Regions from separate parts of the Homo sapiens genome. Here all the other regions are linked to region 4. Evidence: chromatin contacts called from ENCODE Hi-C or POLR2A ChIA-PET data. All regions are on one chromosome and are shown on one strand. The core of a region is the stretch at or near the end of the contact, and the rest is flanking DNA. Distances in the headings are between cores, read along the strand shown.

Evidence for each region. A loop is a pair of places that touch in the nucleus more often than their neighbours do. ChIA-PET counts read pairs that join two places held with the same protein, here RNA polymerase II (POLR2A). Pooled maps may share reads with other maps.
Region 1: a loop to region 4 is called in a map of B cell, with 4 times the contacts of the local background. The contact joins the enhancer-like site here to the promoter of PRDM11 in region 4. A Hi-C loop is called at or near these places in 1 of 168 maps with a recorded cell type or tissue (B cell), 1 of 37 single-sample maps with no recorded cell type and 4 of 50 pooled maps. POLR2A ChIA-PET finds 5 or more read pairs at or near these places in 1 of 52 experiments (H1).
Region 2: a loop to region 4 is called in a pooled map, with 2.0 times the contacts of the local background. The contact joins the enhancer-like site here to the promoter of PRDM11 in region 4. A Hi-C loop is called at or near these places in 1 of 37 single-sample maps with no recorded cell type and 5 of 50 pooled maps. POLR2A ChIA-PET finds 5 or more read pairs at or near these places in 2 of 52 experiments (GM12878 and H1).
Region 3: a loop to region 4 is called in a map of naive thymus-derived CD4-positive, alpha-beta T cell, with 12 times the contacts of the local background. The contact joins the enhancer-like site here to the promoter of PRDM11 in region 4. A Hi-C loop is called at or near these places in 2 of 168 maps with a recorded cell type or tissue (gastrocnemius medialis and naive thymus-derived CD4-positive, alpha-beta T cell) and 8 of 50 pooled maps. POLR2A ChIA-PET finds 5 or more read pairs at or near these places in 1 of 52 experiments (CD4-positive, alpha-beta T cell).

Annotation. Positions count from the first base shown.
Region 1 is chr11:45,024,775-45,027,474 of GRCh38, forward strand. All of the region lies in intron 1 of LOC105376650 (a long non-coding RNA gene), which reads left to right. Among named protein-coding and RNA genes, the nearest start is that of LINC02685, 52 kb to the left of the region's middle. Within about 2 kb of position 1,402, at least 10 of the 41 ENCODE cell types and tissues checked have a DNase peak (open chromatin) inside an H3K27ac peak, as active enhancers do; they include B cell, where a contact is called at or near this core.
Region 2 is chr11:45,047,738-45,050,474 of GRCh38, forward strand. No RefSeq gene overlaps it. Among named protein-coding and RNA genes, the nearest start is that of LINC02685, 75 kb to the left of the region's middle. RefSeq lists an enhancer at 1,641-2,140. Within about 2 kb of position 1,399, at least 7 of the 41 ENCODE cell types and tissues checked have a DNase peak (open chromatin) inside an H3K27ac peak, as active enhancers do.
Region 3 is chr11:45,079,059-45,081,758 of GRCh38, forward strand. No RefSeq gene overlaps it. Among named protein-coding and RNA genes, the nearest start is that of PRDM11, 66 kb to the right of the region's middle. RefSeq lists a silencer at 1,011-1,080. Within about 2 kb of position 1,278, at least 13 of the 41 ENCODE cell types and tissues checked have a DNase peak (open chromatin) inside an H3K27ac peak, as active enhancers do; they include CD4-positive, alpha-beta T cell, where a contact is called at or near this core.
Region 4 is chr11:45,145,370-45,148,069 of GRCh38, forward strand. PRDM11 (PR/SET domain 11) reads left to right here and starts at 1,270. Exons shown (of 8, transcript NM_001384648.1): 1 at 1,270-1,508. It overlaps LOC105376652 (a long non-coding RNA gene), which reads right to left and starts at 1,414. Exons shown (of 6, transcript XR_931241.3): 1 at 1-1,414. RefSeq lists silencers at 1,671-1,750, 1,831-2,020.

The DNA of each region.
Region 1 (2,700 bases), core at 152-2,651, 120 kb before region 4:
TATTTTGCACGTGGAAAAATTATGGTCAAATGGAGGTTCTGTGGTGGATGAACAATGAAATCCTTTGTAGCATTTCACATTGAGGGCAAGAGTCCCTGTCACCTCTTGACCTCTACAAGAGGTCTCACAGCTCCCACTCTTGCTGTCTTGGAATCTAGCTGCCACATAAGGAAGCCCAAGCTAACTCCCTGGAGAAGCCACCTGGAGGTAAACTGAGGCACCTGATTGGCAGCCCCATCCCCATTGCTAGACTTGTGAGTGAGGCCATCTGGGACCAGCCAGCCCCTAGCTGACCTTGCCTCTTCCTTAAAACTGGTCCAGCCAACACCACACAAAGAGGATTCATCCCAGCGGAACCTTGCCCACATAGCCAAACCTTAGAGCCATGAGCAGTCAGTGATGGTTGTTTTAAGCCACTCAGTTCTGGGGTGGCTTGTTTTGCCCCAATATATAATTGAGGCAGCTGTCTGTGTGTCCATTTGTCTCTTTGGCCAGACTTTCTTATTCTTCTTCCTGTCTCCTGATCACAGCAGAGCAGAATATTAAGAGCATGCAGCTGCATCAGAAAGATTTGGATACAAATCTTGATTTTCCTACTTACACGCTGTGTGACCTTAGACAGGTTTCTTAACCTCTCTGAACTTATATTTTCTTTCATCAGTAAGATGCACACACCTTTGGCTTATGGGTTGCGAGTTTGAAATGAGATACTAGTCAGTGCCTGGCACATAACTAGTACTCGTTAAATTTGTTAATCTGCCAATAAATATTTACTGAGCACATACTTCATGCTGATGCTGATCCTGGAATTAGGAGGCTGAACAAGACAGATGAGAGCTCTGCCCTCACAGGGGTTATAGTCCAGAAAGGGAAGACAGAATAAACACTTGAAAAACAAGATGATGGCAGATGGTTACACATGCTCTGAAGCCTATGGGACAGAAAGTCTGAGCCCATGGGACTAAGGCATGACATGGTTCAGGGGATGGGTCTAGGGAAGGCCTCTGTGGGGAGGTGACATCTAAACCAAGAGGTGGTTAATGAGCAGTAGGCAGCCACAAGAAAAGCAGGAGAAAAGGTGCTCTAGGAAGAGGAGCCAGCATATGCAAAGGCCCTGTGGAGGGACAGAAGTGGCAGAGACTGAGGAACCCAGGGGAGGCCAGCGGGGCTGCCACATGGCAGGAGGCGGGGGGCAGGCTGGAGGAGCTGATGCTGTGGCCTAAGTAGGTGGAGGCTGCTTTGTTATTATTGCTGCTGTTATTGACAGTAGCTCAGATTCAAGGCCTGATCCAGAGCAAGTGCTCGGTTCATGCTGGACAAATAGCTGATAAGCGAGGGCTTCAGGCATAACCTGTGTAATGTTTCCATGGAAACTTATCACTGCTTCCTGTTGGTAACCTGAGAGACTCCCAGAGGTCTCTCATCCTCTGGTCCTGCCCTGATCTGGGCTGGGGACTCACTTCCTCTTCCTCTGCATCTCACCCTGAGCCCCAGCTGTCGGGGAGGACGCACAGCACGGGGAATGGAAGCTCTTCCTGTCGCGGACCCTCTGCACACGCACAGCACACCAGGCCCAGATGGCCCTAGGCCAGGCCTCAAAGTTCCAGCCCACGTCAGCCCAGGTCCAGGATGCAGCTGGGCTCATGCAAGAGGAAGAGCTTACGCTGGTGGTGGGGAGTTGGGGAGCAGCCAGTCCACTGTTCTAGACAAAGGAGCTGGCCTGAGACGTGTTCCTCAGGAGACCCCACCACCAGTCACAGCAGCAACACAGTGGAAAGATGCTGTGTGGCCCCAGGACCGGGTCTGCAGCCCCATTCGACAGCTGAAGAAACAGAAGCAAAAGGCAGAGCTGGCCTGCTCTGGAAGGCTGGTGTTTTGAGAGCCAGGTTGTACTCGCCAGCTGGGCATACCTGTGTCCACACACATAGACCCACAAACACAACCTTACATGGTTCTACATGGTTATGAGAGATTCAGACATACATGCTGTTATGTGAGTAGGACAGAGACACAGACACACGCCATCCAACAGGACACTGTCTCTTATGAGGATGTGACATTCAAACATGTCATTCTACACAAGTCACACACACACAAAGCTGAGGACATATCCATTGATGTTTCTGCCCTCACTTCCCAGATAATTGTGCTGAAAAATAGAAACACCTGCACCCTACCAAGCTATTACCCGGCAGCGGCAGGAGCAGGCTAATTAAGCCTTCACAGGAGGCTGGCATTTTCCTGGCAGCCCTGCTGCCCCTCGCTGCCAGGGTGGCCGCCAGCCCGAGTGGCCTTTGTGATGAGCCCCAGGGGGCACACGGCCCAGCCTGTCTCCCTCTCCTCCCTCTCTGGGCCCTGAAATGATTCTGCATCTTGTTCTCCCAAAGGATGCCTCTTGGGCCAATGGCCTGCTTATGAAGATGGCTAGAATGAAACCCTCCCTGAAGCTTGAGGCCTGGATCAGCAGAGACCCTCCCAAAGTTCCCAGTTCTCTGACTGGAGGACATTTGAGGGACCTAAGTTAGCTGTGGACATGAGTGATGGATGCCCTCGGCTGTTCTCTGCCTATTCCAAGGGCTTAACTCCATCCCTCTGGCCAGAATGGGACTCAGTTTCCCCTTCTTGCCACCCTGGGCTTGGTTCTTGGCCATTCTCTCTCACACATTCACCTCTCAGCCACCCTGGACTTCCTGCTCTTCT
Region 2 (2,737 bases), core at 149-2,648, 98 kb before region 4:
TGTTTGGATTACAGGCGTGAGCCACCACGCCTGGCACCACCCCTATTCCAACCCCCATGTTCCTGCCTCCAGAACTTTACCCTTGTCATGCCTCTGGCCTGGAGCGCATTTCTTTTTTCTTCTTTTTTCTTTCTTTTTTTTTTTTTTTATTTTGAGATGGAGTCTCACTCTGTTGCCCAGGCTGGAGTGCAGTGGTGCCATCTCAGTTCACTGCAAGCTCTGCCTCCCGGGTTCACACCATTCTCCTGCCTCAGCCTCCCGAGTAGCTGGGACTACAGGTGCCTGCCACCATGCCGGCTAATTTTTTGTATTTTTAGTAAAGACGGGTTTCACCGTGTTAGCCAGGATGGTCTTGATGTCCTGACCTCGTGATCTGCCTGCCTCAGCTTCCCAAAGTGCTGGGATGACAGGCGCAAGCCACCACGCCCAGCCAAAGCACATTTCTTTCACTGTCTCCCCTACTTAATTCTAACTTTCCTGCCAGATAGAACTCACTTCAGTCCTCACCTTCTTGACCTCCTAGACGAGTTCCCTTGTTCTTAGTGTATCTTACAGCCCTGAACCTTCCTTTGGCTGCATACAGACACCATTCTGTTTACCTGTGAAACCCTCTGGTTTTGGTCCACACATCTTTGGCTTCCCATGCTACCCTGTGCCTGGGCCCAGACCCAGCGTTAGCAAGTACTCTGGCCATTTTTATTGTGTGAATGAACAGGAACTATTCCAGGAAATGGGAGGAGGCAGATAAGGAAGGTCTGAAGCACCCATGTGGTTGCCTCACATCTTCCCCAGAGAACAGGATCCTTACCAAACCACTGACCTGGCCTTCTGTCTCCAGGCAGGACAGGAGCCCATGGCCACGGTCAAGGGGACAGAGCTCGTGAGGGAGGCCAAGAGCTGACATCCCAGCTCTGCACCCCCGCCATTGTTCACTGTGGGCAGCCCTCGACCGCCCTCTGAGGCCCTACTACTCCCCTAAGTAATGCTGACCCTCACCCCCCCAGCTCTGCCTACTGTGAGTCTTGTCCCTGAAAACTGCATATTCTTTTGAGAGGGACATTGGTCTCCCCTGCCCCGGGAGGCTACAATCTCTGGACAGCCATAGGCAGCCAGGGCCTGTCCATCTTCTGTCCTCAGCTGCTCGCGCAGTGTCTGCACTTAGCACGAGCTCAGTGGTTAGCGGTAGGGTGAATGAATGAGTAAATAGCACATTTCCTCCACATCGTGTCAGTTTGTCAGGGACTGGGGGAAAGGGAGAGAGGCAGCAGTGGCAGATGGCCATTGGGACCAGGAGTAGGGACTAAAAAGGGAAGATGATGAGCACAGGGAAGGAGCCTGATCCACAGGCACGCTACTCTACGTTGATGTCATCTTGGACGAAACCCAGGAGGACTGGCTTATCACAAATTATGTCTCCCCAGGCTAGCGTTATCATCTGATTTCGAACAAATTACAGAATTAAGGGGGTGGGGCTGGGCCTGTCCTATATTTGGCTCTGGCATATCAGCGGAGCCAGTGAGCGTCTTCTGGGCTCGTGCACGCAAACCTGATTAAGGTCAGTTTGGGCAGGAAAGTCGCATGCTCCCCCAGATGGCCAAGGATCTCACAGACAGGAGGTGGAGGCAGGGAGGAGCCAGTCAGCCTGAGACACACGCACCTCCAGCCGCCAGTCCGCCAGTTCCCACTAACTCAAATGATGTAGCTGTGGCTGGGTGGGGGGCGGCAGCTGGCAGATGCTGTGTTGACAGAAGGTATTTCTAGCACCTCTGATGAGGACCAGATTATGCCCAGCATCCAGGGAGGTTGGGAGCGTGTGCAAGAGAAACCAAGGAGGTGGGAATGAGTACATCTTGTAGAAAAGGAGGGGGAGGCTGGGAGGTGGGAGAAGCTGGGAGCGGGGGCTGCGGTGGTGTGAATTAGAGCAGGGCTTCTGATTTCTCTTGCAGCCTTAGCTCTTGCTACCTGTAGAGGACATCTGGTGTTTTTGTCTGCTTAACATTTATTTCCTTCCTTCTGGAAACGTCATCCTGATTTGGCTTTGAGGAAATACCCTGCCTCCACTCTTGGCCCATGTAGCCCAGGCAGGGCCGACCCCACCCCTCAGATTCACAGGTGGGCCCAAGCCTCAGCCTGGAGTACAGCCCTGAGTGCAGGGCCTGACTCAGGGATGGCTTGGCATAGAAGCTGGGTCAACCAGTGTCAGCACTGAGACTGTGGTTGGAATGACTGGGAAATCAATATTTTTTCCCAATTGAGACTGAAGCAGGGAGCAGGGAACCCCTAAGATGTGGCTAGGCTCTATCTCAGAAAAAAGCCAGTGCCAAAGAAAGCAGAACAAGAAAAATGAAACAAGAAAGAAGAAATCGAAATGACATAGTTTGAGCACCTGGATCCAGCTGCACCTGAAGCTCATCTCTTGGACTCTTCTGAAAACACGAGCAAAAAATCCCCTTTCAGCTGAATTTCTGTAATTTTCACCCCCCCACCAAAAAAAACTTGATTATTTTTAGTCCTACACTCACGCCATATGAGCCTAGTTGCAGGTTCTCAGAACAGATTGAACACCACCCCCTCCAGATTGTTACTCGGGCTGTAACCTCTCCCAGGAATACCATCCCAGTCTCACAGTCTCTTGTTAAAACGCTACTCTACCCTTCACTCAAATGTCACCTACTTCAAGGCACATCCCAAGATGCTGCATTCAAGATGTTTCCTCTTTGACGCTCCCAGAGCTGAC
Region 3 (2,700 bases), core at 28-2,527, 66 kb before region 4:
TAGGATTAGCCCAGAGCCAGGCTGCTGCAGGGGAGAGGCCCCCCCCTGCTTAGGGGCTGTTGGGGGGTGGAGCTCCAGCTGTCTCTAGGGAACAAACACAGCTGAGAAGGAGAAAGGGGAGGAGTGTCTTCATCGGAAGACACTAAAGAGAGGAAGCAGTGGGAAGAAGTCTGTCTTGTAACACTCAGGAGAGCTCACCAAGCGCCAGGCACAGCGCTGGGCCCCTTCCATCCTGTACCCTGGCACTCCTCAAACCTCATAACTCGTGCAGTCTTTGAAAAAAGTGAAACACTCTCTGGCTTTTGTATTCATTAACATCTCCAACAAGTGACTACTGCAACTAAAATGAATCAAAGCAAAGGAGGAAGGCAGTGCTTTGTGAACCTCATGTCCTCTGCCCCTTCTCCGAGATGCTGTCCAGACACCCCGCTCCCCAGCCAGGAGTGAATTTCACTGAATCCTCCCTGCAAAGATGCCGACAGATCTGCTCATTCTATAGACAAGGGCATTGATATGCCTGTGGCAGAGGTGGCTTTCAGTGAAGGTCTGTGACCCCAAAGCACAAGGTTTCTAATCATGACCCTATACTGCCTGTTGGGGTGACATGGGCCTCTAGCTGACAGACCACTCAGATGACCAAGAAGCCACATCCCTTGCTAAGTGTCAGAAAATTTGGTTTAAGCTGGCAATTTTCCAGGTTGTATACACTGGGGGAAGCACAGAAAGGGGAATGGCTGAGGCTCAGAGAGGGTAAGTAACTTACCAAGGCCACACAGCAATGGCCTTGTCCATGGTGTGTGGCCTCAGGACTGGAACATAAGTCCTGTCTGCCCCTGTGTCTTCCCTGCCCCCCTCCCACGCCAGCACACACCCCACACCTCTGAGATACCAGCCTGGCCTGCTGAATAAGCTCACGCAGACTGGATTCTGATGAGTGTGTTTCGCTTTGCCTGGCAGGCTGCTTAGTGATTGTTCTAAACCTGCGTGTGGGCTTCTCCACTCCCCCAGTCTTCTATTTCTTTCTTCGCCCCCAATGCTTCCCCATCCCTCACCCTCCCCCCACCAGCACCCAGTACAGCAAGCCACACTCAGCAGGTGTTCAATGAACACTTGCTCTGCCAACGAGGCATTGGACCATCTGTAGGGGGCCGGAGTGGGTGTCAGGCTCCCACCCCCACCCCAGCGCCAGCTCCAGGGCCCAGGACGGGAGTCCCTCTGCAGGTGAGCCTGACAGCACTCAGGCTGCCGTCCCACTTGGGGGAGATTGTAAAGACTGTGACTTCCGGGAGGAAGTGGTTCAGAGGCCCAAGCTGTGTCTGGAAAGTCAGAGGCTTGCTCCAGGCCAGGAAGTCACCCAGCTTGCAACAGGGCCCTCGGGTCCCATCCTCACCCCCTGCCTACAGTCAGGGAAACTCCTGCCAAGCCCTAGAAGGATGTGAGCCCAGACCCCTCTCCAGTGGCAGGCTTCTAAGACCTGGTGCCCAGGAAAGGGAGTTGGTAAACAGCTCAAACTGCCCCACTTTGAATTTAGAAACTGCGGGGAACGTGTGAGCAGTGTGGGCAGCTGGAGAGAAAGGAGTGAAGACGCAGGCTTGGGCTCGTTCACTGGCACAAACTGTGAATCCCTGGCGTCCCTCAGGGAGTCTGGCAATGGGGTTGGGATGGTACCAAGGATTCCTGGTCCTAAGGGCTTTCCCGTTGCTGTTGCCCCGTGAGTCCCACAGTTTACTAACTCGAGTGTGCAGGAGTTGCTTGGGAAACTTGCGGTTCCTGCACTCCCAGCTCCAGAGTCTAACCCGGTAGGTCTTGTGTAAGACCCAGGAATTTGTATTTTCATCGATGAGCCTCCTGACCCCCACCCCCAGGTGATTCGGCACAGGTAGTCTTTGAACTACACCTTGGAAGCACTTTCTTGAGTTTTCTTCTCCAAGGGCTGGAAACACCGGTGCTTAACTAGAAGCGGTCTAGTTGTGAAGGCTGAGGTCCCATCCGCTTGCCGGAGGCCGGCCAGCAGGTCATATGGTTCCAGTGTCTCTGAAGGCGGAGGCTGGTCACTTTGGAAGTGGACCCATCTAGGGCCTGAAGCTGGTTCCTGGGACCCTCCCATCAAGGGCTAGCTGAATGGCCACCACCCCAGGCTGTAGCTATATCTCCTAAGAAGGAACAGAAGAAAGGAAGGGGCCTGGAAAGGTGGGGAGGAACCTGCCACAGAGATTGGAGATGCACTGGGCCCCCAGGAGAGGGGTTATCGTACAGGATAGCAGGGGGACTGGCCTATGCCCCACCCCCGATGCTGACTCCCCTGGGACAGCCCTGTGGGAGATCCTCACGTTGTGCAGAGCTGGGAGGGCTGGATATCAGCTCTTCCCTTCACAGTGGGCAGATGAAGGTTCCAGGAGTTTCCCTCTTAAGCACTGGGATCCTTCCTGCTAGCGCCTTCCTATGCTGTAAGTCATATGTATTAGTCCGTTTTCAGGCTGCTGATAAAGACATACCCAAGACTGGGTAATTTATAAAGAAAAAGAGGTTTAATGGACTCACAGTTCCACATGACTGGGGAGGCCTCACAATCATGGCAGAAGGCAAAAGGCACTTCTTACATGGCAGCAGGCAAGAGAGAATGAGAGCCAAGTGGAAGGGGAAACCCCTTATAAAACCATCAGATCTTGAGAGACTTATTCACTACTAGTACACTATGAG
Region 4 (2,700 bases), core at 20-2,519:
CACATCCAGATTCCAAAAGCCATGAGCACCCCCATCTGACCATGAACGCCCATCTGACCATGAACGCCCATCTGCGGATCGCCAGCAGCAAGGTTGACACGGAACTCCTTCCGCCTTGGGAGGAGGCTTCCCTGGGGTAGTACCCTCTGGGGGCCGTCTGGGCAACTCTTGCAGGGCTTCGTGGATGTTTGGGGAAAGCACTGGACAGCGCCTCGCCCAGGTGCCTTCCTGGGAATCACCAACTGGGGTTTACTGCCCCAATTTTGGAGCTTGCACAGAGCATCCTCCCTTGGTAGGAGAGACGTCGCCATTGGGCCACAGGACTTGTAGAGGACGCCACGAGAAAGGGGTTGATTGGGGAATGGTTGTCCTGGTTACGCCACCCTGCAGTGTCCCTTGCCCTCCTCCAAGGCTTCCAGCCCCATCGCAACCTGTCAGTTTTCCAGGCGCTCAGGAAAGCATGTCAAGCACTCAAGCACTCTGTGACAATTCCACCCCCGGCCCAGTCTTTCCCTCTTCACCCCCTCTCTGTGATGTCGAATCCCATTTCACAGATGGAGAAACTGAGGAATCGAGCAAGTGAATGCCGCTTAAACATCTTTTCCAAGCCAGCCAGGGACCAGCCCCTCCAGTTCTCAGAATCTCTCTCCCTCTGTAACATATTTTGACTTGAAGAACATGTGCGATTCGTGACTACAAAACCGCAACCCCACATAAAGAGTTAATATTTTTAACGAACCCCAAGCCCCTCACCCTCAGCCTTCGCGGGACGCCTGCGTCTCGCAACTTCAGTTTGTATCTCCAAACTGCTGAGCATTCAAAGGGTTAAATGGGACCGGGAGGGGGCCAGCCGCGGAGCCCTGAAAGGGTTAAAAATCCAAACGCGTCGACTCCCCCCGACTATTTGGTTCCAAATGGACAGCCACGCGACCGGGAGAGCCAGGGAGCCCCCCTCACAATGACTTTATTAAAATTTGAGAACTTTTACTTCTGACCCCAAAAAAGTATCCCAGTTCGAAAGTTCTCTCTTAACCTTTTCTTTTTTTCATCTATTTTTTTCTCGATTTCTCCACGGGCTGGATTATAAAACGCTCCCTCTCCCTTTGGGTTTGGAGAGCCGGGTTCCCCCCTCCGGGCAGGGCGCGGGCCTAAGGGGCCCCGGGAGTTTTCTCCGGGGCCGGGTCGGGACGCGGCTGGTGAGTCCCGGCTCCGGCCCCTGAATTGGGGGGTCCGCGTCTGCCCCAAACGCCGCTTTCTTCCGTTTTCCATGTCATTTCCTGTACTAATAAGATGGTGGTCAAAGCAGGGGAGGAGAGCAGCAGCGAGTCGCCGCCGCCGCCGCGCCGAGGCTGGCGCTGAAACTTTGCCTCGCCGGGGACCAGCGCGCCCGCAGCGCGGCCGCTCCCTCCGCGGGGGCCGCCAGCCGAGGCCGCGCCGCCTCCGCCGAGCCGCCCGCCGGGCCGCTCTCGCCGCCCGGGCCCCGCGGCTGCCGCAGCATTCCCGGGAAGGTGAGTCAGCCCCGGTAGCCAATGTGGCCATTGAAAATGGCTTCGGAGAGCGCTCGGCAGTTTGCCAGCGAGCGCGGGGGCCGCCGGTGCGGGGGCCGGGAGCGGCGGCTGGGGGCGGGGGCGGCCGGGGGTCTCGGCGCGGGCGCGGGGCGGGGGTCCGGACGGCGCCGGCGCGGGGTGGGGGGCGGCCCGCCGTGGCCGCGAGGTGGGTGAACCCTCGGCAGGTAGCTGCCGCCGCCGCGGGAGCCGGGGGCCGCCCTCCGCCTCCTTCCTCCCAGCTCGCTCGCTCCTCGCCTTGTTACAATGTAGCCTTTTCTCTCCGCAAGCGGCGCGCCCGCTGACGGACGTGGCCGCCGACCAATGGGAGTGGCGGCCCGGGCCGAGCGCTCGGAATGAGAACGCGGTGACACGGACGGGGCGGGGCGCGGACGCCGACGCCAGAGGGCTCGCCGCGGCCGCCGGCCTAGTTCTCGCGGACGCCCTCGGCCCCGCGCCGGGGGCTGCTGCGGGGTGCTCGGGGATGAAGGTGGGAGGCGTCCTTTGGGATGCGACGAAGCCTTCTCCATCGCGGTTCGCGATTGCCCGCGAAGCGTGGCCGAGCCGGAGGGCATTTCTGGAATGCGTTTTAAGTGTCAGTTGCGGTGTAGACTCTTCGGGAAACCTCTCCGGAGCGTAGCCTCCACCCCCCACTCGCAGTCCCCAAGGTACTCTCCTATGCAGAAACTGCAGAAACTTAGCGGCCAATGACCTCTCTCCGGTCAAGGCCAGCGTGCTCTAGGCGAGTCGCTGCAAAGAGAATACCAATGTCTTGGGCGATGCTGGTGAAAAATTGCTGGTGTGTGTCTAGAGCCCAGTTGGGAGATGGGGGCTTAGAACCCCCCAGGCTGGGCTGGGATTTAGGGGAGAAAAATGTGAAACGTCTCCTCTTTCCTAGACGTTTGCTTCGTGTGGAGAAAGGCTGTGCTGTATAATTTAGAGTGGCTGTAAGGAAACACACCCAGCCCTTTGTGCGTGGGGCCAGGAGGCAATGATGAGAGATTGCTCTTGGTACCTGGAAACCCTATAAACTTTGGGGGTTTGGGGACAGAAGAATTTTCTGTGGAGCATGATGCCTGTAGCAACCAAGCTGGTCCTTGCCCACATTTCCTCTTGGGAGGGAGGAAGGTTCGGGCTTTCCTAGGGTCATTGTTGG